Regions from separate parts of the Homo sapiens genome. Here region 1 is linked to region 2. The links are chromatin loops, found by intact Hi-C in ENCODE. Cell type or tissue: endothelial cell of umbilical vein. All regions are shown on one strand. Each heading gives the region's core, and the rest is flanking DNA. Links, peaks and the distances in the headings are about the cores only. Region 1 overlaps PITPNC1 (phosphatidylinositol transfer protein cytoplasmic 1). Region 2 overlaps PITPNC1 (phosphatidylinositol transfer protein cytoplasmic 1).

Region 1 (14,993 bases), core at 2,456-10,455, 75 kb before region 2:
TGGAGATGGGATTTTGGGACTAATCAGGTAGGGATGAGGTCACGAGGGTGGGGCCCTCATGATGGGATTAGTGCCCTTCAAAGATGAGACCAGAGAACTTGCTCTGTCTCTGCCATGTGAGGGCATAGCAAGAAGATGGCCACGTGCTTACCAGGAAGACAGCCCTCACCAGGAACCCAGTCGCACTTTCAGCTTCTGCAACTGTGAGAAATAAATGTCTGCTGCTCAAGCCCCCAAGTCTGTGGTGTTTCATTAGAGCAACATGAGCTAACACAGAACAGGCCTCTGCAGGGGGAGTTGTACTGTCCCTTCAGGTCCAGCCCAAATGCGACCTTCTCTGAGAAACCTCCTCATATTTCTCCCTGGCAGAATCCCTCTCTCCTTCCTACAATCCTCTGTCTGCACTTCAGCTCTAACACTTACATGCAACACAGTTCTTCCTTAAAATGCTGACAGTTATGTATTCATCTGCTACCACTTAATTTTCCCGAACTCTGCCTAGCTCCTTCCATTCCACCTCCTGAGCCAATCCTAACTGAGGCAGGAAGGCTCTTGGAGTGGTCCCATCAGTGCATTTGACTGTTAGTCTCAGACCTGTCCATTGAGCTGGACAAGCTCTGAGCTGAGCTGCCAGCAGAGATTCAGACCAGATGGCTGAATCTCTGGTCTGACCTTAGAGTTCCTATGGCATGTCAATTGCAGGATGGGTTCCCACATTACATACTTCTGGACCCCTCCCTTCCCTTGGCCCATCAGTGTGCCCTGTTCTCATAACTGATTTTTGTACTTGAGTCTCTGAGACCAGTTCTTCCACACCACCATCTCTCTCCCATAAATTTGCCAGACAAAATATGAGACAACAATCTTTTGGCATAATTATGTCCCATGCAACATGTGGGACACTCTTATACTAAATATTATTTACTGTTTATCTGAAAATTCAAAGTTACCTGGACATTCTGTATTTTCACTTACTAAGGTTGACAACCTTATCTCCCCAGCACCATGATACTGAGTAACCTCCTTGAGTGCTGTGTACTTTTCTTCCTGTCTCCCACATTGGGGACTGTAGCCCTGTCCCCAAAACTCAAGGCCCCAATGCAGAGGCCAGCACCCTTCTTTTCACATTGCAACTGCTTTATCTGGTTGGATTCCCCAGAGTCATTGATTCTGCCCTCTGCTGAGGTCTGAATCTCTGCTGGCAGCTCAGTTCAGAGCTTATCCAGCCCAGTGGACAGGTCTGAGGCCAGCTTGTTTCCTTGGCTAAGTCCCCTCTTGCCTCCAGAAAAGCCCAGCACTTGCTGATGACTGCCAGGCTTTGACTGGAATGTCCAGCTATTTCCAACCAGATTGTGACCCCAAATGACAGAGATAATTGCTCAGTTATGCCATCTAGCATGATGTTTTGTACCTCACTGATGCCTAATAAATGACCGTTGACTTAATTTTTTAATTTTTTATTTTTGAGATGGACTCTCACTCTGTTGCCCAGGCTGGAGTGCAGTGGTGTGATCTCAGCTCACTGCAACCTCTGCCTCCTGGGTTCAAATGATTCTCCTGTCTCAGCCTCCCAAGTAGCTGGGATTATAGGCGCCCGCCACCACACCCAACTACCTTTTTTTTTTTTTTTTTTTTTGTATTTTTAGTAGAGACAGGGTTTCACCATGTTGGCCAGGCTGGTCTGGAACTCCTGACTTCAAGTGATCCACCTGCCTCGGCCTCCCAAAGTGCTGGGATTACAGGTGTGAGCCACTGCACCCGGCCCAAAGTCTACCTCTTGATGATTATGCAGTTGCCAGAAGCAATGGAACTAGGGGGTAGTGTTGGTGGTAGGGAATCATTTAATTACCTGCTGTATACAGGCAGTGTGCTAACAGCTTTATATTTAGCGTTGGCAAAGTAGCCTGGGGGACAAATTTGACCCGCTGCCTGGGCATATATGACCATGCTAATTTGTTTACATACTATCTAAGGCTGCTCTTGCAGTGTCAGAGACTATATGACTCACAAAACAGAAAACATTTACAATATGACCCTCTAAAGACAATGTTTTCCAATCCAAGGGTAGACCACTGAATCCTTCCGCTAACATCTCTAGGAAGGAGGGATTATTCTAATTTCAGAAAAGAGGAAACAGGTTCAGAAAAGTTAAGATGTTCATTCTAGAGCAAAGGTTCCCCTGCTTCTAAAATTTTACATTTGCATTTTGCCATAAAATTGCCTCTTTTTTCAAAGTTAGGGACATTGCGGGGGGAAATACTATATATATTCCTATCATTTCAAAAAAGAAAAGATATTTTAATATCCGAGTATGATGGGATATAATTACCAACAGTACTTTGGATGAAATAAATTTAATGTTATGAAAATCTCTGAATACTATTCCTGTTTTTTCTTCATTCTGCAGAGGACTGGTGAGAACATAGTCGAGGACCAGTGTGAATTCAAGAACTGGCAGTTGGGAGCCAGTCGCTTAGGAATTCTGGCAGTGAGTGGCAAAACCAGAGGACAGCCAAGCCTTTCTGACGCCAAAGCCTGTGCTGGGACCATTTATCTATCTAGAATTTGTGTGTTCATTCTGTCATTCAATAACTATTGATTGAGCACCTACGATGCGTTGGGTACTATGCTCCTGCCCAGGGCATGACAAATCATTTTCTTCCATTTCTCTCACCACCTCTCTATCCTTTGGCTATTTGGATTGAACCCAAAAACTCAACTCTTAACACAGCTCAGAAAATCATAACTATTAGCCAGGTGTGGTGGCTCACACCTGTAATCCCAACACTTTGGGAAGCCAAGGTGGGCGGATCGCCTAAGGTCAGGAGTTCGAGACCAGCCTGGCCAACATGGTGAAACCCCATCTCTACCAAAAATAAAAAAATTAGCCGGGCGTGGTGGTGCACACCTGTAATCCCAGCTACTTGGGAGGCTGAGGCAGGAGAATTGCTTGAACCCGGTAGGTGAAAGTTTCTGTTGAGCCAAGATTGTGCCACTGCACTCCAACCTGGGTGATGGAGCGAGACTCCATCTCAAAAAAAAAAAAAAAAAAAAATCATAAACTATTTTCTTGTTGTGATAGGTTGACCTGTTAGCTGCTTGGGAAAATGATCTAAATGAAAATACCACAACACAATGATATTATAGGTTCTGTCTTTTTTTCTTTCAGTCTAAGTAATAACCCTAGAGGCTCTTAGGAGAAGAAGAAATTTTATCAAGCCACAGCGACTGCCCAACCCAGATCTCTGTTGTGCAAAATAGTTTGCACATGTGCCTCTTCACTTTCAAGCTTCTCCAACAAGGAATCAGGACACAGTCCATGAGTAAAAGCCCCACCTTCCATCGATAACTACCATCATCTCTTTAATATCACGTTGCTAGAAACTGTTCTTTTATTATAGTGAACTATCACCAACAAAGCAGTCAAGCTATTTAAAAATTACAAGCAAAGGCTGATTACGTAAAGTGACTATCAAGGCGATTTCAATTAGGATTCACATTCTTGAACAAATGAGAACATTCAAATTATTGCATTATATATAACGATGCAATAGCCTACATTTAAATATTTCTGACTTGGAATTATTCCCCTTTTTAATTATTACATTGATAAGACAAGTAATACAAGAGACATTCCAATTACTCCACTGATCATAGACAGAATGTTTAAAAATAATTAAATGGAACTTACTGTGTATTCTGTTTCCACATGTTCATTTGAAGAAGAGAGGAAAGAAAAAAGAGACAAAAGATGATTTAGATCATGCTTATATGCAATATAAAAACCACAGAACTAACAAATACTGACGAACTATAATTACAAAAGATGTCCTAATGAAACTTTCATAAATACTGAATGTCTCCGTGTTGCACTGAAATTCTTTCATGATACTTATGTGGTTGGGCAGATAAGAACAGTAAGACAAGATTCAATTAGCCTATAGGCTTGTGGCTAATTAAAAACCAAAGAGTTGGCATTATAAAAGCAAATGAAAGACTAATAATTCCAGTAGAGTATTTCATTAACCACAAAGGAAATCTTTTAAGTGGAAAAGCAGCTTTTGTAACCAATAAGAAGAGCTTGTTATTGATGACGTTGAGGTGGGATTTCAAATTTTGGTGTGTTTGAGGGCAGGAACCAAACCTTCTGAGTTTTTTTGGCCAAAGTTTCTAGGACAGTATTCAGTACAAAGAGTTTATTGTCATCGCATTGCAAGTGAGAGGGAGACTGACCTTAAATATTTTCATATTATCTAATAGCAAAGGAAGTCATCTGGGGGCAAAGAGAGATCCAATAGAATCTTTTATACAAAGTATAGTCAAAATTTGGAGTGGTAAAAACAAACAAGTCATAATAAGCAACTTGTTTACAGACAAATTATACCCCTAAATTACTTGGGAATTATTGAGGAAACAGGGAAATAAGAATCATAAAACCTCTGGAAATGTCTCTATAAAGATCTTCACCTTCCTTCTCCATAAGCTTTTTTTTTTTTTTTTTTTGACGGAGTCTCGCTGTGTTGCCCAGGCTGGCGTGCAGTGGCACAATCTTGGCTCACTGCAACCTCCACCTCCTGGTTTTGTATTTTTAGTAGAGACGGGGTTTCACCATGTTGGGCAGGCTGGTCTCGAACTCCTGACCTCACGTAATCCACCTGCCTCGGCCTCCCAAAGTGCTGGGATTACAGGAGTGAGCCACTGCGCCTGGCCCTCCGTAAACTATTTATTGTAACTCTAAGAACGAAGATGGAATGGCTTAGCTTAACCCCCCTGTCACCTGCCATCTCTGTGTCTGTGTTAGAAGTGTTGATAACCTACAAGTAAGAAACCAAAAAAAAAAAGAGGGATACTACGGGGCTCCCACAAGGCCCTGCTTGGATAATCCACTGTAAATCAGTGAAATTCAACTATGCTATGTCCTTGCACTCACTACATGTGCCATATGGTTGTACTAAGGACTTACCTGTAATTGTGTAGGGATAATAGTTCCAAGCCTTCTCTGTCACATAAAATATTTTGGGGACAACAGCTCTAGCCCAACTAGGCAGTTTGCTAAGAGGAAAGAAAGAAAAAAGACAATTGGAGTCTGTTCAGAGTCTCACCACACTACCACATCTTTCTGGATAAAATGCTGGAGAAATCAGGGGGATTCTGGGGCATCTCTTTTCTCCACAGCTGCCCTTTCCCCATCTCTTCGGTCTTTGTCATAGTTAACTTTTTCCCGTGCATATTCAAGTGCTCTCAAAATGTGTAAAGACAGAAGGCTACAGCCTGGTGGGGGACTCCATCAGACTGTCAGCCTGTCCTCTTTGGATTTGCAAAGACATGAGAATTCAGGGCCTGAAGGGTTCCATGTTTGGAGGGTTGGCCAGCCTGACCTTTGCCTCCTAGGAGTGGTATCACGGAATGTTTAAGCCCAAACACTGGCAGGGAGAGGAAGCTAATCTTAGAGATAGATGTCAGCCTAAGCAACTCATACAAGTGACATTTTGAAAATGGACAAAACCAACAGAGAGCAGCAACTTAGAGATAGGAAGAGCAACAAAATACAGTTGTAGTGGGTTGAATTGTGTCTGCCCCAAAAGATGGATCCACATCTTAATCTCCAGTAACTGTGAATATGACCTGATTTGAAAATAGGCTCTTCGCAGATGTAATTAATTTAAAGATCACAAGATGAAATCATCCTGGATTTAGGGTAAGCCCTAACTCCAATGACTGGTATCCTTATAAGAGAAAGGAGAAAGAGATTTGAGACTCAGAGACACACCGAGGGGACAGCCATGCAAGGACAGAGGCAGACATGGAAATGATGTTGCTGCAAGCCAAAGAACACAAGAAGCTGGGACAGAGGCCCGGGACAGATTCTCTCTCAGTTTCCCCAGAAGAAAACAACACTTTGATTTTGGGTTTCCGGCCCCCAGAACTGCTAGAGGATAAATCTGTGTTGTTTTAATCCACCTAATTTGCAGCAATTTGTTTCGGAAAGTTATTAGAAAGCCAATAAAATGACACAGCTGTTCCTCTGGAGCAGTCATTTGCAGAAAACAAATTCTCAAAAGGCACAGGTCCCAGGGTCTTTTGCAAACCAGAAAGCAATGTTTTGTTTTTCTTCAGAGGCAAAACTTAGAGAACAGTGCAGCCCCAGCTAATTCCTTAAATATTATATTGAAATATGTAATATTTCTATTCCTTAAGATACATCTGCATGATTTCACTTTTTTGTTTGTTTTGTTTTGTTTTGTTTTGACACGGAGTCTCGCTCTGTCACCCAGGCTGGAGTGCACTGGTGCAGTCTCGGCTCACTGCAAGCTCCGCCTCCCAGGTTCACGCCATTCTCCTGCCTCAGCCTCCTGAGTAGCTGGGACTACAGGCGCCAGCCACCACGCCCGGCTAATTTTTTGTATTTTTAGTAGAGACGGGGTTTCACCGTATTAGCCAGGATGGTCTCGATCTCCTGACCTCATGATCCACCCGCCTCGGCCTCCAAAAGTGCTGGGATTACAGGTGTGAGCGACTGCGCCCGGCCCATGATTTCATTTTTATTCCAGCCCGATAACCAAGTGTTTCTGTCCTTCCAGAGGCTACCATTTGCTACTTTTCTACTCTGGGGCCTATAGCTAAGTGTCTGGGCCACTCATGCCTAGCAGTCGATCGGATCCAGGAAGACGACGTATACTCTCAGCAACTTAGCTACATGTTGGAAATAAGAAACATCAAGAAGCGGTTTTGAATTCCAAGCTGATAGAACCAGGAGGCTGGAAGGGACATGGAGCTAACAGAACCCCAAGTCTCAAACCCCTCTTGGATGCGAAATCTAAATGACAATCAGAGCCCGTAAAATACTGCGTACCTTGCCTGTCTTTTCCAGTTGTTTCTCTTATTTCTGACAGTAACCAGGCCTGGCTTTTGAAAACACAAAGATGGACTCTCAGTGGCTGGCCGGACCTAACCCATAGCTCTGCGCTGTTAATCAGGGTTAAAACAAATAGGAAAGCAAAGTTCCCCGGAAGTGGAGTGAGTGTCAGATGAAGGCCCCTGCTCTTAGGCGGGCTCTGAGGAGTCAGCAGAAGCAGTTTGATCATTCACATAACAATCCTTCTTGCTGCTCTGATGCAGAATTTTTCACTCCTATAAAATCCTCTCTGCAGTAACTGCTCATTTCCCTTACGTTCACGCTGCTCAAAAGGATGGGGTTTTTATAGCTTTCGCTGATGATGTATTCCATCCATCACCGAAGTTGGAGTGCAACTCAGGTGACGCTGACAGTGGGAAAATTACACTGGCTCGCGTGCAGGAAATGGTCATGAGCAAAACTTCCCCTGGTTCCTTCCTGTTTGCCCCCACACCCTAGCGCAATATGCCAATGGTAGTGTGGGAAGATGTGGATTCTGGTTGCAGGCAGGTGATTTTCTTGTGCTTTTAATGGACTGACTCAGGGTTGGAGAATCTCCCTCACGTAAGCCAGGCATTGTTTAGCTTAGACAAAGCGCATATGTCTCCCTACGGTATTAAAGCCCCTTCTCCACTGTCCTCTTGTGGGCAGGGGTTCCATCTACATTGCACCCCTCCTCAAATTCACTCCAATCCTCATGCATAGTAGTAGTCCGGGGCCCAAGTACCTCCTCGCCCCGTAATTCATTTCCTATAGCAATTTAAAAGCCTCCCAGCAGAACTATACTCCTGAGCCACAGTCATTTTCTGGAAGGGAGGTGAAAATTATTGGCAATTTTCCATCCAAGTCGAGACTTTTTCTATTTGTAAATGGTCCCTCAGGACCCCAGATTCTAGAATCTATTTTAGCTGTTTCAGCCACCAACTTATATAGGATATGCAGCACGATAATCAATGACCTTTTCCATTGAGATGGCCTAAAAAACCACGATCATTTAGTCAAGATAGCTGATATTTTATGGAACTCTTCTTCCTTTTTTGGGAGACGTCTCGCTCTATCCCCACACGAGAGTGCAGTGGCGCAATCTTGGCTCACTGCAACCTCCGTCTCCTGGGTTCAAGCTATAGAGACAGGGTTTCGCCATGTTGACCAGGCTGGTCTTGAACTCCTGACCTCAGGTGATCCGCCCGCCTCGGCCTCCTAAAGTGCTGGGATTACTGGCATGAACCACCGCGCCCGGCCTGAACTCTTCTAATCAGTCTGGAAAGGAGGTTCCTTCTGGTATTTTCCAGGCCAGACGCGAGAGGTATTTGCAACAAGTTCCATGATGCGCTATTTAAATACTTTTAAGCCCACCAACAGATCTTCTCTCAGCCCCCGATTTCCTCACAGCACATCATTATTCCAATCATTTGTCTGAGAAAGTAAAATTTATTTTTCCCTGCAGCAATGATTTATCAGGGCCTGCAAAGGAAAATGGAATTAAATTAGTCCCCACTGTTGCTGTCACTTTCATGATGTATACTGTCACACAGCCTACAATTCCAAGAAAAAGTCTGTCACTCATGCTCACTCTAAGTGTCAAACAAGAGCCTCTCTATTAGAAAGGCAGCAAGTTTGAATCGAGTCTCCTTGGTCTATGGGCTAGGATCAAACCTCCAATGGCCCATCTCACCAGGGCTCAGGCTTTAGAGACATTGAGGAAAAAGAGGGGCAAAATGATACCACAAGCAGCATCATATTCCCCCAGATGCCTTGTCAATGCCTCCCAAAGACAGACTTTTCAAAAGCTTTGGTTTCTTACTCACTTTATTTATTTATTTGAGACAGAGGCTTGCTCTGTCGCCCAGGCTGGAGGGCAGTGGCACAATCTCGGCTCACTGCAACCTCCATCTCCCAGGTCCAAGCGATTCTCCAGCCTCAGCCTACCATGTAGCTGGGATTACAGGTGCATGCCACCACGCCAGGCTTATTTTTGTATTTTTAGTAGAGACAAAGTTTCACCATGTTGGCCAGGCTGGTCTCGAACTCTTGACCTCAAGTGATCCACCCGCCTTGGCCTCCCAAAGTGTTGGGATTACAGGCATGAGCTACCATGGCCAGCCCGGGTTCTTACTTTTAAACGTTGGTATAAAATAGAACATATCAATGACACAGCCAAGTGGACAACTCATCTGGTTTGCCTGGGACTTCCCTGGTTTTAACACTGAAAGTCCCACCTGCCAGAAAATCCCTCAGTTCCAGGCAAACTGGGATGGTTGGTCACCCTAGAACAGGAGTTCTCACTAGAGGGAGATTTTGCCTCCTGCAGGAGACACCTGGCAATGTCTGGACATTTTCGGTTGTCTCAACAGAGGCGAGGTGGGGTGGGCAGTGCTACTGGCATCTACTGAGCAGAGAGAGGCCCAGGGTGCGGCTCAGCCTCCTATGATGCACAGGATAGCCGCCCCCCACCACCACAGCAAATAAAGATCCAGCCCAAAGCATCAGCAGCAACAAGGTTTTGAACCCTGGCAGATCATCTCTCATGTCATAAATTCCCCAAGGTTCCCGAAATCACAACTGATTTAATAAGAAGGTTCAGGGGCAGGCATAATCTGAACTGGTCTCAGGTTATGGGTGTTTACCTACTTCATAAAGAGCTTCTGGAGCAGAACCTAAATCATCCCTCCATTAGAAGCTTCTGGTACTTTACGATCCCTATGATCACAAAATTCAAAACTCCCCCTGGTACCTGATCTCACATTGCAATGTATGCTCACTTGGGCTTTGGCTCCAGGAGGTTTTGAACATCATTAGGCCAAACGTGTCTAAATAGAGTCTAATTTCATTTTCTCAACAGGGGTCAGAATTACGGTGGTCTTAACTAGAAATTTTATTTTGTTCTTTTTCTCTTTTGAGACAGGGTCTCGCTCTGTTGCCCAGGCTGGAGTACAGTGGCATGATCGTATCTCACTGCAGCCTTGACTTCCTGGGCTTAAGTGATCCTCCTGCCTTGGCCTCCCTGGTAGTTGCGACTAAAGGCATGCACCACCACACCCAGCTAATTTTTAAATTTTCTGGTAGAGATGGGGTCTCACTATGTTGCCCAGACTGGAATCAAACTCCTGGGCTCAAGCAATCCTCCCATCTCGGCCTCCTGAAATGCTGGGATTACAGGCATGAGCCAGTGCACCTGGCCTTTACCAGAACTTGAACATTCCCAGCAGAAAAGACAGTCCTGGAATTTTCTTCTCAACAGCGTACCTAAAACCTGCCATGTTCTGCACTGAGATTATGCTGAAATGACTGCAGCTCATTTTAAATAGAACTCTGCTACCTTCATATCCTCATTTCTCACAAGATAGTCCAGGAGGAATATACTGACCTTTTGTTTCCTTCTTGTACTAAAACTGGCAATTGACATCTGTTTGATTCATAATCAATTGCCCCCATCCAGTTCTATGTGCAGTGATTTCTGGGGTCTTAAAATATCTTCTCCAGCTGCTCTGATTCATTTAGTTACTCTTCTAAGTGATTGTTCTGGCTGGTCTTTTACTTGTGCTCTTAATGTAATTGTTTATATGGCAGTAGGGAAGTGAGCAGTTTCGGGACCAGAGTTATCAGCTGTGGGAGGCAAGGCTGCCGGGGCCTCCCCGGCAGGGACTGGCCAGAAACCAAGTTCCTTGAACTTGGACTCACGGGCCCCACCCCCGACCTCCCTGCTTAACAAGACAGTTTGTGTCAGGATTCTGGGAAAAGGAGCCTGCCTCCTGCAGGTTCCTGGAAGGCTCAGCTTGGACAGCATCAGGGTTATGTGGACAGTGTGCTGAGAAGCCCCTGGCAAGGCGACACAGGACACACCATCATCCATCAGCAGTGAGGCAGAACCCAGGTGGAAAGCCTCCTGGAAAACCTCTGAGATCCCAACCAGGCCTAAACATTCTGTTTCTATGAGTTCCTACAGGAGCACAGGGAAGAGGGGCCCGGTAGCATGAGAGTCCCTCACAAGTCCTTAAGTACTCAGATGGGGACAGAATAGGATAGCATGGACTGAAAGGTTGGAAGGAAGCACCCCATGTGCTCTATTATTTTCCATAACACTTATCACCTTCTAAATATATATATATATATATATACATATATAGTCTCCCTATATAAATAATATGTAATATACATAAGTATACAGACTATATAAAAGTATATATTCTAGACGATATACTGTTTTGTTTTTGTTTTTGTTTTTGTTTTTGTTTTTGAGATGGAGTCTCACTTTGTCACCCAGGCTGGAGTGCAGTGGCATGACCTCCACCTCCCAGGTTCAAGTGATTCTCCTGCCTCAGCCTCCCGAGTAGCTGGGACTACAGGCGCGGGACACCACTCCCGGTTAATTTTTTGTATTTTTCCTAGAGATGGCGTTTCATCATGTTAGCCAGGATGGTCTTGATCCACCCACCTCGGGCTCCCAAAGTGCTGGGATTATAGGGGTGAGCCACCGCACCTGGCCAATATACTGTTCTTTATTATGGCTATTGTGCACTGTCACTCCCGAGTGGAATGCAAGTCCCACCAGGGCAGGGATGTTTGCTCTGTTCACTATTGCAACCCCAGCACCTAGAACGGTGTGTGATGCCCAGCAGGTGTTTCTGTCTCTCCGTCTGTGTATGTGTGTGTATATATATATGTATAGACTATGTATACAGTCTAATATTCACATAGTCAAGTAACTTGACCAGCTATTACTAGATAAGGAGCCATCTTTCAAACATAGCATGGGCAGCAGCTTATATATTTTGGTAAAAAAATAAAAATAAATGAATAAATGGATAGAGAGACCCATATTTTATGTTATTTATTTTGAGACAGAGTCTTGCTCTGTCACCCAGGCTGGAATGCAGTGATGCAATCTCAGCTCGCTGCAACCTCCACCTCCTGGGTTCAAGCAATTCTCATGCCTCAGCCTCCAGAGTAGCTGGGACTACAGGCATGCCACCACACCTGGTTAATTTTTGTATTTTTAGTAGAGCTAGGGTTTCACCTTGTTGGCCAGGCTGGTCTCAAACGCCTGACCTCAAGTGATCTGCCTGCTTGGCCTCCCAAAGTGCTGGGAGACCCATATTTTAGAAGCAGGGTCTCACTTTGTCACCCAGGCTGGAGTGCAGCGGTGCCATCATAGCTCACTGCAACCCTGAACCCTTGGGCTCAAGCAGTCCTCCTGCCTCAGCCTCCTGAGTAGCTAGGACTACAAGAGTGTGCTACCACGCCTGCCTATATCTTAAAGTTTTTGTAGAGACAGAGTCCCACTATGTTGCCCAGGCTTGTCTCGAACTCCTGGCCTCAAGGGATCCTCCTGCCTCAGCCTCCCAAAGTGCTGGGATTACAGGCGTGAACCACCACACCCGGCCTCAATAAGTATTTTTTTAATGACTAAATATTGTCTTTGTATATCTAGAAGTTAACAATCACCATAGAGATTCTTGGAAAAATAGCATGAAAATGAGCTATTTGGTCAGAGTCTATGTCTCTGATGCTGTCTCTATTGCCTGTTGCCCGGGCAGTGGAATATCCCAAAGCCACACAAGTTCTGGGCACTGAGCTTATTTTGGGGAAGATCTGGGAGAACAGGAAGCAGAAATGGGAAAGAGAGACCCAAGCCATGACCACAAGGTTCTATCAACAAGCTGTTAGGTAAAAGGACCAGCTGGTAGCTTTGCAAGCCCATCAGTTAAAAAAGAGTTCATGACTTATGAAAGCTTTATCCTCTCCTACCCAAAGCCATCAGAGGCCAGGAGACATTGCCGTGGAAGGCAAGGGCCATGTAGCGGGAAAAATGTTCTCTCCCTGAAAATCAATTCAGGCATTAGGCGGAATCACCGTTAGAAGCTGGCAACCCTCCCTGACTGGCAGCTGCCAGCACAGCCTAATTAATCCAGCAGCCAGGGTGGTGAAGAACATGACACTTCATGGTTGAAAAACAAGCCTAAAAATAGCCTCCATCTTTTCTCCAGTGCCCCTCCACCCCCACCCCCATTCCCTCCCCTCCTGGGCTTCAGTGGGAAGGGATCCGAGAGATGCTAGCGACGAAGTGAAAAGAAAAGGTGACAAAAGAAAAGTCCACCTTCATATGTTTCTGGGTGACAGGTTTTATTTAGAATCACTATTCTAGAATTTGATTAGTATCATGCCCCCATTCCTTGGATGCCAGTTGTAACCAGGATTTTTGAAGACGTGTCAAGGCATACTACTTACTTGGTTAACTGAACTGGATCAAAAGCCCAAGCACACGCCGGGTGTGGTGGCTCATGCCTGTAATCCCAGCACTTTGGGAGGCCAAGGTGGGCGGATCACCTGAGGTCAGGAGTTCGAGACCAGCCTGGCCAACATGGCAAAACCCCGTCTCTACTAAAAACACAAAAATTAGCCCGGCGTGGTAGCAGGTGTCTATAATCCCAGCTACTCAGGAGGCTGAGGCGGGAGAATCGCTTGAACCTGGGAGGCGGAGGTTGCAGTGAGCCAAGATTACAGCACCGCACTCCTGCCTGGGTGACAGAGCGAGATTCCCTCTTAATTACCCAATGTATTATTGTATTAGTACTAATGTAAATGTACTAATGCATTAGTACTCATATACCAAATATATTAGGCAACCATCATAATGTACTATATATCAACAGTATGTCAGATGCTGTAGGAGGGGGCCAGAAGATGAAGCAACCCCACAATCTCTGGGAAATGAGAGGCATGTATTAAAAGGATAAATGGCATTTTCAACGGACATTGGACCCAATTAAAAAATTGGCAAAGGAATAGACATTTCTCCAAAGAAGATATACAAATGGCCAATGAACACATGAAGAGACGGTCAACATTAGTCACTAGAGAAAAGCAAATGAAAACTACAGCGAGATACCACTTCACACCCACTAGGATGGCTATCATCAAAAAGACAACAATAGCAAGCGTCAGTGATTATGTGGAGAAATTGGAGCCCTATTGCATTCCTGGTGGGAATATAAAACAGTGCAGCCACTTTGGAAAACGGTTTAGCAGTTCCTTTCTCCCATTCACTGGTAGCCCAGGGCTTGGTCTGGGAACCCAATGGGACACTTGTGTTTGGGATTTTGGAACAAGTGGTGGAAAGAAAAACAGGACAATTCAGATCTACTCAGGGCAGCTGCGGTGCTGATGGCTGCAGGCAGCAGAGGTAGGGGGTGATGAGGGCAGAATGACGCCATCTGGCTCTACTTAAAGATGGCTGTCATCATGGGGCTGTTGATTTCTGCCCACTCTTAAGCCTCCAGATGATCCTGAGGGCTCCTAACATCTTTCCATGAAATGTCCTTTCTGCTCAAGAGACTCAGTTTCTCTTGCTGGCAACTGTGGACCTTAACTGCTAAAGCCTCACGCCTCCTTTTTGGCCTGTCTGCCACTCATCCCCCACAGACAACATAACCACCAGCCAAAGCACACCAGTGGTCGATAGATGGATGTTTACACTATCTTTGCTTAGTGATAATAATTATTGTGGACTCTAACTCCCCTTTGAGCAACTTTCTCATTTCCACATTAACTGGAGAGTAGGCTGTGATTACACAGGCTTTGAATATTTCCAGTGCCTCTAATAATTACTTTAGGTAATCAATAAGGCAGTTTCTGAATGTGGTTTGACTTCCCATACAGATTGATGTAAGGAAGAGAATCCACTCACTATGCCGGCTCATGCGTTCAGGTCCATAGGTCAATGATAATTGTCTGTGTACATTATTAAATGGGCACTGGGAACATCTTAGTTACGGCCGGTCCAACAATCAGGACCCACTGCCCTGTGGACTTATGAAAATGCCTTGGACCCTACCTTGATCAGGAGGCAAGAACCATGACCATGGCTTATTTCTTAAGGGATTCTCTCCAATGCCTGCACAATGTGTTGTACGTCGTACATTTCAGCAAATACTCGTTTAATGAATTATGACTCTGAAGCAGCCCAACCCACAAGGCAGTCACATGACTTATGCATGGAGGACTTGAGTCACCTTGAGGTGGCTCTACGTTGTGATGATTAAACAATGGATTTGGTTTTCTTTTATGATGATGGGGATTTATCTAATTAATTCATATT
Region 2 (14,993 bases), core at 6,789-14,788:
AAGAATGAATTCCACAGTACTCTTTTTTTTTTAGACAGAGTCTTGCTCTGTTGCCCAGGCTGGAGTGCGGTGGTGCAGTCTCAGCTCACTGCAACCTCCGCCTCCCAGGTTCAAGTGATTCTCCTGCCTCAGCCTCCCAAGTAGCTGGGATTACAGACATGCACCACCACGCTCAGCTAATTTTTGTATTTTTAGTAGAGATGGGGTTTCACCACGTCTGGCCTCCACAATACTCTTGAATGCAGAACATGCCACACTCGGGACTCCAGGAGACACCCTGAAAGGCAAGAGAGGAGGAGGTTTCCTGGATGCCCCTAACTGTCTGCTCTCACCGCCCTAAATGCATAGACACTTTTCAGTCAACCACATTCCTCGTTATGTGTCTACAGATTCAAAACGTCACCTTTCTGCCTCCCTGCCATTTGCTTGTCCTTGGATAAAAAGGAGAAGACCTCTTTGCTTATAACTATCACTCATGCTTTGTGATTTCTACAAGGCTGTCTGTAGTCCTTGGAATTCTGGAACCATGGAACATATGGACAGCAGTATCCCAGCTGTACTTTGCTACCATCTCCGATCAATGCCATCTTCTCATTAGGATTTGTGGGCAGACACAAGCTTAGCAAGACTACATACAGACTTGCCATAGGAGGAAGAAGAGGTCTATTTTTCTACATTACTCATTAAAGGCAGGCTAAGCATCAGATGTAATAGAATAGCCTATTCCTTCCTTTGCCCACAGCGAGACTTCAACTCATGAAAACACCACCATCAATATATATTGAGTGTTCATTATATATATATAGCCCAAGACTAAGATAATATACTCTATTTCAAAACACTGCCAAAACTCCGAGAACATTTTTTGGCACATTTAAACAGCAGAATGACCATAAATTATGTAAAGGGAGAATTTTCTGAGTACATGTCAGGAAAAAATAAAATAAAAACCTCTAGCAGCAGAATTTAATGCTTAATAACTCTCATGCTAAAGTTTCAGTTTAATCAATTGTGACTTTTGATATTTTATTTAATGCGTCTAAGGAGCATCACCAGAAGAAATTTTAATACTATTGCTTCTAAATTCAATTAGAATGCTTACATTTTTATGTTAGGGTAACATTTGCAGAGCCATTCTTTAATACGCAAGTTATTAAATCCCACGGTCCCTTAATCCACATTGCAGACTAATCTAATGCATTTAAGCCGCCCCCAGAAGACAGCCTTCAGCTTGTGGCTCATACAGCGTGATAGCTTTTGCTCTTTTTTTGACCGAAGAAGTCATTTTTCTTTCCTCTTGACATCTTAAGAGTCATCTTTAATAATGTTTTTCTGTAGTTCCAATGTCCCTCAACTCCTGATCTTACAGACTAAATTGGCAAGTCAGTTGTTCTTCCGTAGAAAGATCTAACTAATTGGCCGGGTGCGGCGGCTGAGACCAGTAATCCCAGCACTTTGGGAGGCTGAGGTGGGTGGATAGAGACCAGCTTGGCCAACATGGTGAGACCCCATCTCTACTAAAAATACAAAAATTAGCCAGGGGTGGTGGTGAGTGCCTGTAATCCCAGCTACTCAGGAGGCTGAGGTAGGAGAATCGCCTGAATCCAGGAGGCGGAGGTTGCTGTGAGCCAAGATCACACCACTGCCTGGGCGACAGAGCAGTGCCTATGTCAAAAAAAAAAAAAAAAAAAAATCACCCAACTAATGATGACTCTCAGTACACAATTCTAGTTCATGGCCTAGCAGATACCCTAGTGCAAAATCCACAAATCCGGAATGAAAATGTAAGCATCCATGCCTTCCAGCATGCTCCATGCTTTTCCCACTGCGCTCATGGTAAATGCTCCCCATGGCATCACCACCGGGAACCAAACACATGCATACATACGTATATGAAGACAGTTTAGCCAAGTGGTTAAGAGTGAGGACCCTGTGGCTACACTGCCCAGGTTCAAATCCTGGCTCTACCACTCCTTACCAACCTCAGGGAAGTCACTTGACCTTTCTGAGTTTTCCATTTCCCTATTTGTAAGATGGAAACGCTAGTCATAATCAACTTTCTTGGCACAACGATCAAGAGTCAAAATAAACCAATATGTAAAAATGGTTTTGGAAGTTTTTTTTTTGAGATGGAGTCTCGCTCTGTCACCCAGGCTGGAGTGCAGTAGCATGATCTCAGCTCACTGCAACCTCCATGTCCCGGGTTCAAGCGATTCCCCTACCTCAGCCTCCAAAGTAGCTGATATTACAGGCACACACCATCACACCTGGCTAATTTTTGTATTTTTAGTAGAGTCTAGGTTTCACCATGTTGACCAGGCTGGTCTCGAACTCCTGACCTCAAGTGATCCGCCCACCTCGGCCTCCCAAAGTGCTGAGATTACAGGCATGAGCCACTGTGCCCGGCTAGAAGTTTTCATGAAAATCTTTACTCTGATTTCTTAGGGGATTGGATAAATATTTTCACAGGTCCAGACCAACTGGCAAAGTTAAAAGCCAGCAAGTTCTAAGTTAGGGCTCCACTGCCTTAAATAGTTTTCAGAACAAGGTCAGATGTAAATTAACAATGACAGAAGCCCTGAGAGAATTATACAAGCTTATGTGGCGACTGAGCTAGAGATGAATGATTTGATGCGAAGTCAAGACGGTTCCAATTTGGACTAACAAAACCTTTCAACAGAGGCTTATGATTTTAATATGGAAAAAGTTGGCTATAAATGATCTCAAGCTTAACAGAAATCTAATTAGGCAAAGTTAGAGAGTAGGAACCAACAACAACTCTCTGAGCTGGGTCTTATGCACATCTCACAGGCAAGAAAATGGAATGAAGAAAAGCGTTATTAACAGGCTGGGTGTGGAGGCTCGCCCCTGTAATCCCAGTAATTTGGGAGGCCAAGGCAGGCGGATCATCTGAGGTGGGGAGTTCGAGACCAGCCTAACCAACATGGAGAAACCCCGTCTCTACTAAAAATACAAAATAAGCCAGGCATGGTGGTACATGCCTGTAATGCCAGCTACTTGGGAGGCTGAGGCAGGAGAATCGCTTGAACCTGGGAGGTGGAGGTTGCAGTGAGCCAAGATCATGCCACGGCACTCCAGCCTGGGCAACAAGAGCAAAACTCCACCTCAAAAAAAAAAAAAAAAAGAAAGAAAACGTTAGCAAGGGTGAAGGGAGAATGGTTATTGCATGACAACCAACAGTGCTGGCTGCGTTATGAAACTTCTCCTCTTCAGGCATAAACGAAGCTGTATTTTGAAATTTAAGAGCTATATGTTTTTCAGGTAGAAAAACTTAAGTGTGGAATTACCAAGTCCCCCCAGGGCTTGAAGGCTACCAATCCAAGTTATTGGTACTTCAGTAGAAGCTTCCCACACTGCTCTCAGATAGGAGGGTGAATGATGGATAGATGGGCAGATGGATTTACAGTCTTTGAAATCAATAAACCTATAGGCCATCAAACATTTTCCAAAACACTGCAACGATCAAACCAGAATCATACCCCAGAGTGGCAACGCATCTTAATGTTGATCAAAGAAGGGTAAGAAATGCATTCTAAAAGATGGTATTGCTTTTCAGCTCTTTGACCGCTTTACAATAAGCAGGAAATATTTTATTTTTGTTGTCACAGTGAAAATCCAACACTCAGAACTCTGAGGCAAGGTAAACCAATAAAAACAAATTAAAACTTCTTTATCTGGATACCAGGATTACTTGTACTTTTGGAAGAAGTAAAATGTTTTGTGACATTTTAGGGTAGTATGACCTCCTTTTACAACACAGAGAGGTTTTAGCTGTGAAACTTCCTTATAAAATTGGCTACAAGTTCAAATTCTGCCCCAAATGAGTTTCTGATTAATATGAATCAAGAAATGTCCCTCATGATCTCTGCAGCTCTTCTGCAAACAAAGCATCCAGAAAGGACCTGGGGTTTAAAGATGGCTCTGCCACTCCCAGTTCATCCCAGGCTAAATTCATCACTCCTGCAGATCAGGAGGCTGTGAAAGGAGTTTCTACCAGAAGTTCCTTTTGATGGTAGGAAGCAAGGTGGGTGACTACCAAGCGGCATAATATAGAGAGGCCTACTGTGGTACAGGGCGGCAGGGCAGAGGACTGAGTCAGACCCACGGTTCCTAGTTTTGTCACAAATGAGCTAGGTGACCCCAGCAACTAGCTTGACCTCTCTGCATTGCAGTACCTCATCTGTCAAAGCAGGCAACTGGTTCACCCAATTTTTAAAGTTCTTCCCAGCTGTAGAAATCATTATTCCTAGAATAAGCACAATTTGCAAAACAGCAATTTTCAAATCTGGGCCTTATTTGCAATAATTCTCGCCTTATGGGGCTTCCGAAACCAGATTTTCCTGAAAAGATCACCAAAGCACCAAATGGTTCCTACTGTCTCCCTTGAAACATTTTGTTGCATCTCATGAAATAGCAGGGAAATACCAAATGTGGATTCCATCATGTTTTAAGGGACTACATTCAGGGTAGGTTAAAGAAGAGGTCAAAATCTACCACTTGACTTTGCGAGGCTTTGTGCATAAAACAACATATTTTTGGGTTCTACTAACCTAAACTCCAGAGTTGAAGAATCTGATTCAAGGCAAAAGATTTGCAAAATTTGATCTTATTGTGAAGGAGGTAATGTGTTATATGATTACCATTAATCTATTAAAGACAGAAAAATTTCTATCCAAGGGAGGAAAAAAAACTCTCTATGCTTTTTGGTTTGCCTTCCAAATAAGCCTAGAAATACCCTACTCAAGATAACCATATTAAAAAGCTTTAAAACCATATATTTAAAAAATTATTTAAAAGATAATTTTTACATTATCAAGTCAAGTTTCCTTTAAGTTGTAGCTCTTCCAAGATATTTTATGTTAAAGATCATGTGCATTTCACAAAGAATTACAATAAATGACAGCTAACGGAAGACCAATTAGAGTCTTAAATTACTGTTAGTCAGTCAGTAGGAAAATATGATTCAGTTCCTCTGTGTTGTAAGGGGAGGTCACGCTACCCTAAAATGTCACAAAACACAAATAGTTTTATTTCTTCCAAAAGTACAAGTAATCCTGGTAGCTCAACAAAGCAGAATTGCAAGCCTTTCAATTTATCTAAGCCTTATTCCATGACCCTAGCCAATTTGCTCCTCTGCACTTATCTGAACACTCTCTGGCCTTTTGCATATACTACTTCGAATTGTTATTGGTCCGGTTTCTCAATCAGACTGTAAATCCCTGGAAGGCAGTGTCCACATTTTATACCTTTCCTTTTTTTTTTTTTAAATCTTCAAATTGCTTCAGAGTATACATCTTCTGTATGATTAATTCCAAAAGGAAATGCCCTCTGAAGACATCGAATCAAAACTCAACTTCCTTTTTAAATTTATTTTTATTTTTATTTTACGGGTAATAAATTTAGTAGCAGCTGGGCATGGTAGCTCATGCCTGTAATCCCACTTTGGGAGGCCAAGGTGGGGGAATCGCTTGAGCCCAGGAGTTCAAGACCTACCTGGGCAACAAAGCAAGACCTCATATCTAAAAAAAATTTGAAAATCAATCAATAAATTTAGCAGAGACCGAAAGCTGTCCCAGCAAAATTCCTTTTCTCTTTTCTCCATAGCACAGAGCTATTGCTGGTCACATAAATGCCTGTAAGGATTTTGTTCCCAGCCTGCTTTGCAGCTGGCAGTGGAGTATGGCCATGTGCCTATGTCCCTGCTAAGGGCTGGGAGCAGGAGTGATATGGGCCACTTTTGGACCAGGGCCTTGAGACGGCAAGTTGTGCCTCTTCCATACCCATGTTTCCTTCTCACGACAGCACCCAGACTTGGCTCTTTAGAAGATAACAAGGCAGGCCAGGTCTCGCTCTGTCGCCTAGGCTGGAGGTGCAGTGGCACGATCTCAGCGCACTGCAACCTCCGCCTCCTGGGTTCAAGGGATTCTCCTGCCTCAGCCTCCTAAGTAGCTGGGGTTACAGGCGTGCACCACTGCGCCCAGCTAATTTTTGTATTTTTTGTAGAGATGGGGTTTTGCCATGCTGGCCAGGCTGGTCTCGAACTCCTGATGTCAGGTGCTCCGCCCACCTCAGCCTCCCAAATTGCTGGGATTACAGGCATGAGCCACAGTACCCAGCCTGAGATTTATTTCTTTAAGTCACAATGTTGTTGGATCTCTTGTTACAGCAGCTTAGCCTTCTACCCATGTGTGCTTTGTTCCAAGAAGAGGTATGGCATTCTATGAGAAAGAAAGTCGTATTAACTGAGATTCATAACATAAGCATACTTACAGTGAAAATGATGGCAAAATATGTGAGACAGAAGAAAAGTCATGCTGGATCCTACTACCCCTAAATAACCACTATTAATATTTTGGGGTAGTTCCTTCTAGACTTTTCCCTATGCCTACAAAAAAAAATACATACATGTATTTTCCTACAGAAATAAGCCATATCGGTTTATAGACTCTCTCACTTAATATCATCTTTTATTTAATATGTTGACATTTTTCCAGATCAAAAATACATATATATCATTACAGTGGTGATATAATATTTCACTGCTTGGATCTACCAGAATTTATCTAACCAGTCTTTCATTGTTGGACGTTGAGTTGTCTCCTTGCAAAAATTCTGTCATAAACAGCACTGCAGAGAACATTCTTATACATAAACCTTTACATATCTGTCAAATTATTTTTCTTCTAGGTCTCTATTCTTAACATATCCCTGCAAACAAAGATGTTCCCTCTTTCTGGGCACCTGTATTAAGTCATTCTGTCTGCGAGATATTTACAAGCCTACATTCATTAATTACATTTTTGGATGAATTTCCATTCATGTTTCATCGTTAGACAACCTGGAAACCAACTAAGGTTCCAGCTCTCCAAGTCAGCAACAGGATGGGTCAATGACTCCCTAAGCAGTGGTATCAGGCAGACCCCCGCTCCTAGACAATGCCATCCTGGTTATCAACATGCACAAAAGGGGAAACAGTAGTGAAACTTGTTGCCTGCTGACAAACCTTGATCTACATCTGTGTTGCCAATTACTTGTTCAACAAACCTGTTACTTTTTTGGAAATAATAAATAATTCAGGGAAAGTCATTTTGAATCCGCTGACATCTGTTGCTTGTACAACTCTGAATTATTCATCAGTGAGCATAAACAGTATTAATTAAAGAAAAGTACTGAGGCAGACCATTGAAATAGAAATGAACATTGCAGAAGAAAATGCCTTTACTCAGAGCACATTTCACATGTCATTGACAAATATCACAAAGAACATGCCAGTCCTTAGAACCTAAAGGAACTGTACTTTTAGAAATCAGACGGCAGGATATCATGATAAGCCTTATTTTTATTTTTCCAATTTTATTTTTTTCTTCCCTTCAGAAAAAAAAATCATAATCTTTGATTTGGTCTGTTTCAAGCATTCTACCCGTTTGTCCTTTGTTCCAAGAAGCCGTATGGCATTCTATGAGAAAGAAAGTCTTACTAATTGAGATTCAAAAGAATCACAAGAATAAGTGTCAGGAATCAAGTCATCAAGTGCTCATTTGTAAACTGAGATTTAGACATATTAATGGCAGACTCCCGCCCAAATTAAAGATAGCTCAATCTAGCTAATGATTTATTTCCATGACAACTTTGGCACTTCCTTTTGACAAAGCACTGTCTCATGGTAAAGCGGAAAAGGGAAAAACCTATGGCCTGACTGCCTGTTCCTCATGGGCAGCTGCTGGCTAATCATTTAATTCTCCCCCTTGTCTGTCTCTACTGGACGTGTGTGTGGTAGGCAGAAAGTGTGAACATCAGGAAAGTGTGTTAAAGAGTTAACAAAGCATTGTTGGTAAAGAAAGGCCTCAAAAAGGCAGGGAGGCAGTGGCTCATAACTGTCTGCTCAGGTACTAGAAAACACGGACCTCTCAGGAAAGGTAGGGTTGGGGAGTTGCTGGTTAAATATTGGGGGTGGTTTGGATCGGGAGATTTTCAGAGAAATCTGTTTCTTTGTGAGGCTCTGGTGAATTGCTCAGTAATGATTGCTTGACACCGAGGTAACCTGGCCTGCCCTCTCCACTCTGTGCTGGTACCAACTGCTGAGGTTGCTGTGGGCAACAGAGGAGAACAGAGAGGCTGGAGAAGAAAGAAATATATATATATTAAAAAAAAAAAAAGATTGAAGAAAGTCGCAGGCTCAGTTTGGGGTTCTTTCAAAACCTCTGAATTCAGAGGAGTGAGCATTGGCCAAGTCTTCTTGCTAGTGGCAACTAATGAATGGCTTCTGTGCGTATAATTAGCGCTCCAGTCTCCCCAGGTCAGATCCTCAGAGACCTCCCAACGCTTGCGGAAAAAGAGGGCCACAGAGACCCTTTCTCAGTGACATCCTTTCAAGGGATTTCACCAATGGGGACAAGCCTCCCTTGTTTTTTCAAAGTTTGGTTTGTTGTTGTTTTTCTTTGGGGGAGGAAGGTTGGAAGAGATACAGGAGGTGGCAGAGGGGAGCTTGGAAAAGAGGAGAAATAAAAGGGGAACCAGCTCTAGCCTGTCTCAGAATGGTCTTTCATCAAAGGGGGTTTGTTGTTGAAAACGGCAGAGAAGGGATGAATAAGCAGCCAAGGCTCTTGGTTTCCCGAAAAGAGGTTGAACAGGGACTGCTGTGTCTCTTTTAGGCGCTACCCAAAATGAAAGTACAGATTTAGAAAAGATCAGACTGGCTCTCATATAGCACTGGATTTTAAGAAATGAACTAAAAAAGATCTCTTTTCAAAAGACCACGGACAGCCTTTGCTGGTGAAGAGTGCTGCCCAGATAGGAGCTCCTCAACTGAAACTCAAGTCCAGCAGGGATGAAGCCTGTTTCTAACACCAAAGGCTGCCCAGAGGCCCACACAGCCTTCATTTCATTCCAATATTCCAAATCCAACATCTACTGAGTACCTTCTATTTCAGAAAGGAAGAAAGAGGAAAAGGCACTGCCTCCCAGTTTTCCAATACAAGCAGAGTGTCTGAGCTAGAGGTAATGTAAGAGAATCTTAGGGGCCGAACCAAACAAGTTGAACCTCTCATCCTCGGGGAAGCCAGCAGTGACATGCCATCACTCTCAACAGGAAGGACCCAGAGGCAGCCCACAGGCCTGACTTGGTGACTACATTATGACACACCCAGAAATCAAGGGCTGTGGAACACTCAGCTGGCCATGAGCAAGACTTTTTTTGGGGTGGGGGTAGTTCTGGACTCTCTCATGGCTTCAACCTGGGAGGCACATGGAACCCTCAGGGTAGAGGGAAGCCCAGGGCCCTCGATGGAGGCCACTCACACTAGGCCTTGAGTGCTGTCTGAATGGTAAAAATTAAACAGACCTGATGCGGTGGCTTATGCCTGTAATCTGTAATCCAAGTACTTTGGGGGGCTGAGGTGGAGGATCACTTAAGGCCAGGAGTTCAAGACCAGCCTGGGCAACATAGCAAGACCCTGTCTCTACCAAAAAATAAATAAATAAATAAAAATGAGCTGGGCAGGCTGGACACGGTGGCTCACGTCTGTAATCCCAGCATTTTGGGAGGCCAAGATGGGTGGATCAGCTGAGGTCAGGAGTTCGAGACCAGTTTAACCAACATAGTGAAACCCCATCTCTACTAAAAATACAAAATCAGCTGGTGTAGTGGCATATGCCTGTAATCCCAGCTACTTGGGAGGCTGAGGCAGGAGAATCGCTTGAACCCGGGAGGCAGAGGTTGCAGTGAGTGAAGACTGTGCCATTGCACTCCAGCCTGGGCAATAAGAGTGAAACTCCATCTCAAAAAAAAAAAAAAAAAAAAAAGAGCTGGGTGTGTTGGCACACACCTGTAGTCTCAGGTACTTGGGGGGCTGAGGCAGGAGGGTCCCTTGAGCCCAGAAGGTAGAGGCTGCAGTGTGCTGCGATCATGCCATTGCACTCCAGCCCTGGTGACAGAGACCTGTCTCATAAATAAACAAATAAGACATCCTCCACAGACACCAATGGATAGCACTGTATGTCTGATCTCAAAAGCAACACTCAGAGTTTCCAAACTTCGCCATGCACAGGAATCATCTGAGAACCTTGTTGCAATGCAGGTTCTGATTCAGAGGGTCTGGGGTGGGGCCTGAGACTCTGCATTTCTAACAAGCTCGCAGGTGATGCTGATGCGACTGGTTCATGGACCACACCTGGAGGAGAAGCGCTTCAACCCCAGGCAGCAGGTTAGAATCACAGCCCAGGACCCAGCCCTGGCCCGGCCCCGTTAATCCATATATCTGGCCAGGCACAGTGGCTCACACCTGTAATGCCAGAACTTTGGGAGGTGGAGGTGGGAGTATTGCTTGAGCCCAGGAATTCAAGACCAGCCTGGGCAACATAGTGAGACCCCATCTCTACAAAAAAATAAACAAAAATTAAAAAATAAATCTGTATATCTGAGAGTGAAGCCAACCACTAAGATTTTTTTTTGTTTCCCAGGTGATTCTTATATGCATCCAGAGTTAAGAACCCACTGGCTGAACTAATTCCAGCTCTTGCTATCAAGCAGACATATGGACCTAAGAAATTTAGTCTCTAGGCCGGGCGTGGTGGGTAACACCTTAATCCCAGCACTTTGGGAGGCCAAGGCGGGTGAATTACCTGAGGTCAGGAGTTCAAGACCAGCCTGGCCAACATGGGGAAACCCCGTCTCCACTAAAAATACAAAAATTAGCCGGGCATGGTGGTGCATGCCTGTAATCCCAGCTCCTCAGGAGGCTGAGGCAGGGCAATCACTTGAACCTGGGGGGACAGAGGCTGCAGTGACCCAAGATCGTGCCACTGCACTCCAGCCTGGGTGACAAAGCGAGACTCCATCTCAAAAAAAAAAAAAAAGAAAAGAAAGAAATTTAGTCTCTAGGAATCTGTTTCATCATCAGAAATGTGGGGATGTGTTGGTATAAATGGATTGGTATCAAGACAAATTTAGTCTTTGAAAGCACTTTGGAAGGGGATAGAATATAATAGTTGTTTTGCATCATATTATCATAGCTTCTTTGATTAGAGTGAGGAGTTAATACTGTCCCTCAATATCAAATTCCACAAATAAGGACTGCATGCTAGCTCTATGGGAGACACTGGGGTTTTTTTACGTTAGAGACCGCTCTGTTGCTCTGTTAACTTCCCACAGCCCAATGCCTTAACTGACAGTCGACTGAGAAATGGATTGGAGGTCCCCATGGCATCCCAGCCAGAACCTTGAAAAATCCTCCTAAAATTGTTTCAACTATGGATTCCTGGCACTGAATCCTGATTGTGCTTACTGATGCACAACCTACAAAGCAAACACGCATTCCCTCCCCTTCCAGTCCTCCCTAATCCTGCCAATCCTATCCTCCCAGGTGGTAACAAGGTTCTCTGCTGCCAACTTTCAACTTTCTGTGCAATAAACAAAGCTCCCTCGCAGCAAAGGGCATCAGTTCTGCCAGCCACCAACAGATGGCATCAGCGGCTGTACGAGGTCGTCGCAGCCTCTGCCTTGGCCTTGTTCCTCAATCTGTCGTGTTCGCTATGTTTGAAATGGCAGTGTCTTGTTAAAAACGTAGGGAAGGTGACAGAAAATTAGGCCCCAGTGCAAGCATCTTTGGACAGTCAAATGAGAGTTGTAAAGGAGTAAGAGTCCCAAACACCCCGGGCTGTTTTATGAAACAAACCAATGTTGTACCCAGCTCGGTAGGCGTCACGTTGGATTTAGAACAAATGGGCTTTCAGAAATTAACCTATGAGAAGAGCTGCTGTGTCCCCAACTGTGATAACAATCAAGTTGCTTCCCACGGCCCACACAGAAACCGCGCAGAAAGCAAAACACCCTCCACCGCGAGGAAGGCTAGAACCACGGCAACGCTTTTCAGAACCAAAGACCCTCTGCGAACCAGAACTTCATTTCCTCTTCATTCATCTGTGCTGTGTGCTGAAAGGACCATCCGCTATTCCCAAGAAAGCAGGGCCCTCCCTCATCCATAGCGTCAACGTTGAGTGTTCACACTAGAGCAGCTTAGCTCTTTCTGCAGAAAATTAATAGGTGAATGCCATCATCTTAGTCTTTCAAAGTAATGGTCAAGAATCCCGTGGGCTGGATGCAGTGGCTCATGCCTATAATCCCAACACTTTGGGAGGCTGAGGTAGGAGGACTGCTTGAGCCCAAGAGTTTGAGACCAGCCTGAGCAACACAGTGAGTCCCCCTCTTCAAGAAAAAAAAAAAAGCCGCCGGGCATGGTGGTGTGCACCTGCAGTCCTAGCTTCTCAGGAGGCTGAGGTGGGAGGATTGTTTGAGCCCGGGAGGTCAAGGCTGCAATGAGCTATGGATCATGCCACTGCACTCCAGCCTTGGCAACAGAGGGAGACAAAAAAATAAAAATAAAGAGAAGAAGAATCCTACGGATTGCCAGAATTGTGTGTGTTAATTTTAGATCTGTGGTTCTCAGCATGGGGCGATTTTGCTCCCCAGGGCACATTTGACACTGCCTGGAGACATTTTGGTGGTCACTGCTGGGGAAACAGGAGAGGGCACTAAAGCATCTAGAGGGTAGAGGCCAGGGATGCTGCGACACAGCCTGCAATGCACAAGACGGCTCCCACAACAATGAATTATCTGCTCCAAATGTCGGCAGGGCTGAGGTTGAGAAACGTTACTCTAGAGGCCAGGAATTTTGGCCAAGACAATTAAAATTCCAAAAGTCAACTTCCCATTGTCGTCACAGAAAACATCTTGACGGAGAAGACAAAAGCTAATTAGTTGGAACTCCTTCAAGTTCTCCTTCCTGACATGGAAATCGACCCTCCCAAACTTTCCTCTTACCCATTTGTGGGAACAGGGTGTCCCTTGTTTTTGCCAAGACCCCCACCTCCGGATCTCCTTCTCACTGACCTTCCTAGGAACTTCGCTCCATCCACCGCCCATTCCTCCCCCAGCATCTATGCTCCTCCTCCCCACACCTCCTGCTACCTGGCTCACAGTTAGGTTAACTTAAAGTAGTCCATTTTCCCATCTTAAAAACATCTCTCACCCAGAGAATAAAATAAGTACTTGTGAGTCCACACTGATATAAATAAATGAGAGGATAGATAAACAAATACCTGGAGAAGAAACAAATTTCCCTTACAGAAGAATTCCATGTAATAAAGGCAGAAGGCATGGGAGAATAGAAAATCACCAGGAGAACATTACAGTAATAATAGCTGCAGGCAGGGTCCACTGAGGAATGTTAAGTTCATGGGCAAACTTTAAGGGGAAACAGGATACCTGCATAGGCTCAACACATCCCTCCAAAAACATTTATTAGCCAGGTGAGGTGGCATGCACCTGTAATGCCTGCTACTCTGAAGGCTGAGGCATGAGCATCACTTGAGCTCAGGAGTTCAAGGCCAGCCTGGGAAACATAACAAGACCCCATCTCCAAAAAATATTAAAAAGCACACCAGGGCCGGGGGCGGTGGCTCACACCTGTAATCCCAGCACTTTGGGAGGCTGAGGCGTGCAGATCACGAGGTCGGTGAAACCCCGTCTCTACTAAAAAAATACAAAAAAATTAGCCGGATGTAGTGGCGGGCGCCTGTAGTCCCAGCTACTCGGGAGGCTGAGGCAGGAGAATGGCGTGAACCCAGGAGGTGGAGCTTGCAGTGAGCCGAGATTGTGCCACTGAACTCCAGCCTGGGCGACAGAGCGAGACTCTGTCTCAAAAAAACAAGCAGGCCAGGTAAAGTGGCTCACGCCTATAATCCCAGCACTTAGGAGGCCGAGGTGGGTAGACAGCTTGAGCCCAGGAGTTCAAGACCAGCATGGGCAACATAGTGAGACTCTATCTCTAAAAATAAGAATAACTTTTAAAATAATAAAAATACATTAATTGGCCGGGCACGGTGGCTCACACCTGTATTCCCAGCATTTTGGGAGGCCAAGGCGGGTGGATCACGAGGTCAGGAGATCGCGACCATCCTGGCTAACATGGTGAAACCCCTTCTCTACTAAAAATACAAAAAAATTAGTTGGGCATGGTGGTGCGCACCTGTAGTCCCAGCTACTCAGGAGGCTGAGGCAGGAGAATGGCATGAACCTGAGAGGCAGAGCTTGCAGTGAGCCGAGATCAGGCCACTGCACTCCAGCCTGGGCTACAGAGCAAGACTCCGTCAAAAAAAAAAAAATACCACATTAATTATGGTGCTGGTTTTAGCATATGTCCACAAATTCTTTGAAACCCCTCCCTGTAGGAGGCAGGGCCTAATCTCCCTCCCCTGAGTGACTCACTTCTAATGAATAGACGGTAAGCTTGTCCAACCCGTGGCCCAGGACAGCTTTGAATGTGGCCCAACACAAATTCATAAACTTTCTTAAAACATTATGATATTTATGCACAGACCTTTTTTTTTTTTTTTCTTTTGAGACAGAGTTTCCCTCTGTCACCCAGGCTGGAGTGCAGTGGTGCAATCTCGGCTTACTGCAAACTCCTCCTCCTGGATTCACACCATTCTCCTGCCTCAGCCTCCTGAGTAGCTGGGACTACAGGCGCCCACCACCACGCCCGGCTAATTTTTTCTATTTTTAGTAGAGATGGGGTTTCACTGTGTTAGCCAGGATGGTCTCGATCTCCTGACCTCGTGACCCACCCGCCTCGGCCTCCCAAAGTGTTGGGATTACAGGTGTGAGCCACCGCACCCGGTCCTTTTTTTTTTTTTTTTTTTTTTTTTTTTTTTTAGCTCAACAGCTGTCATAGTGTTAATGATGTATTTTATGTGTTGCCCAAGACAATTCTTCTTCCAATGTGTCCCAGGGCAGCCAAAAGATTGGACACCCCTGGAACAGAGTATGGAAAGGGAAATTAGCAGCTTACGGTGGGTAACTCTGGTAGACAACGCCTTAACCAAGTGATCAAGGTTAACTTCACCAGTGAGCAATCAGGTAGATATCATGTGCCCCCTAATATTATGTGATGAGAAGGCCATTTCACCTCTGGGGT

What was found. A loop is a pair of places that touch in the nucleus more often than their neighbours do. Peaks named below come from ENCODE experiments on the same cell type or tissue, not always from the same donor. Only the 100,000 strongest peaks of a DNase experiment are listed, where the experiment ranks them.
Region 1: it touches region 2 in a loop (2.2-fold over the local background); 3 of 110 quality-filtered maps call a loop at or near these places.

The regions. Positions count from the first base shown.
Region 1 is chr17:67,542,316-67,557,308 of GRCh38, reverse strand. PITPNC1 (phosphatidylinositol transfer protein cytoplasmic 1) reads right to left here. Exons shown (of 9, transcript NM_012417.4): 3 at 4,964-5,052; 4 at 3,692-3,699. Among named protein-coding and RNA genes, the nearest start is that of MIR548D2, 78 kb to the right of the region's middle. RefSeq lists enhancers at 759-1,258, 1,259-1,760. In endothelial cell of umbilical vein, for the core only: no CTCF peak of the experiment used is centred there; a DNase peak (open chromatin) is centred at 7,308; H3K27ac peaks cover 1,568 bases.
Region 2 is chr17:67,472,071-67,487,063 of GRCh38, reverse strand. The region is part of intron 1 of PITPNC1 (phosphatidylinositol transfer protein cytoplasmic 1); the gene reads right to left. Among named protein-coding and RNA genes, the nearest start is that of MIR548D2, 8.0 kb to the right of the region's middle. RefSeq lists an enhancer at 9,152-9,341. In endothelial cell of umbilical vein, for the core only: a CTCF peak has its summit at 11,458 (motif pointing right); a DNase peak (open chromatin) is centred at 11,473; H3K27me3 peaks cover 155 bases.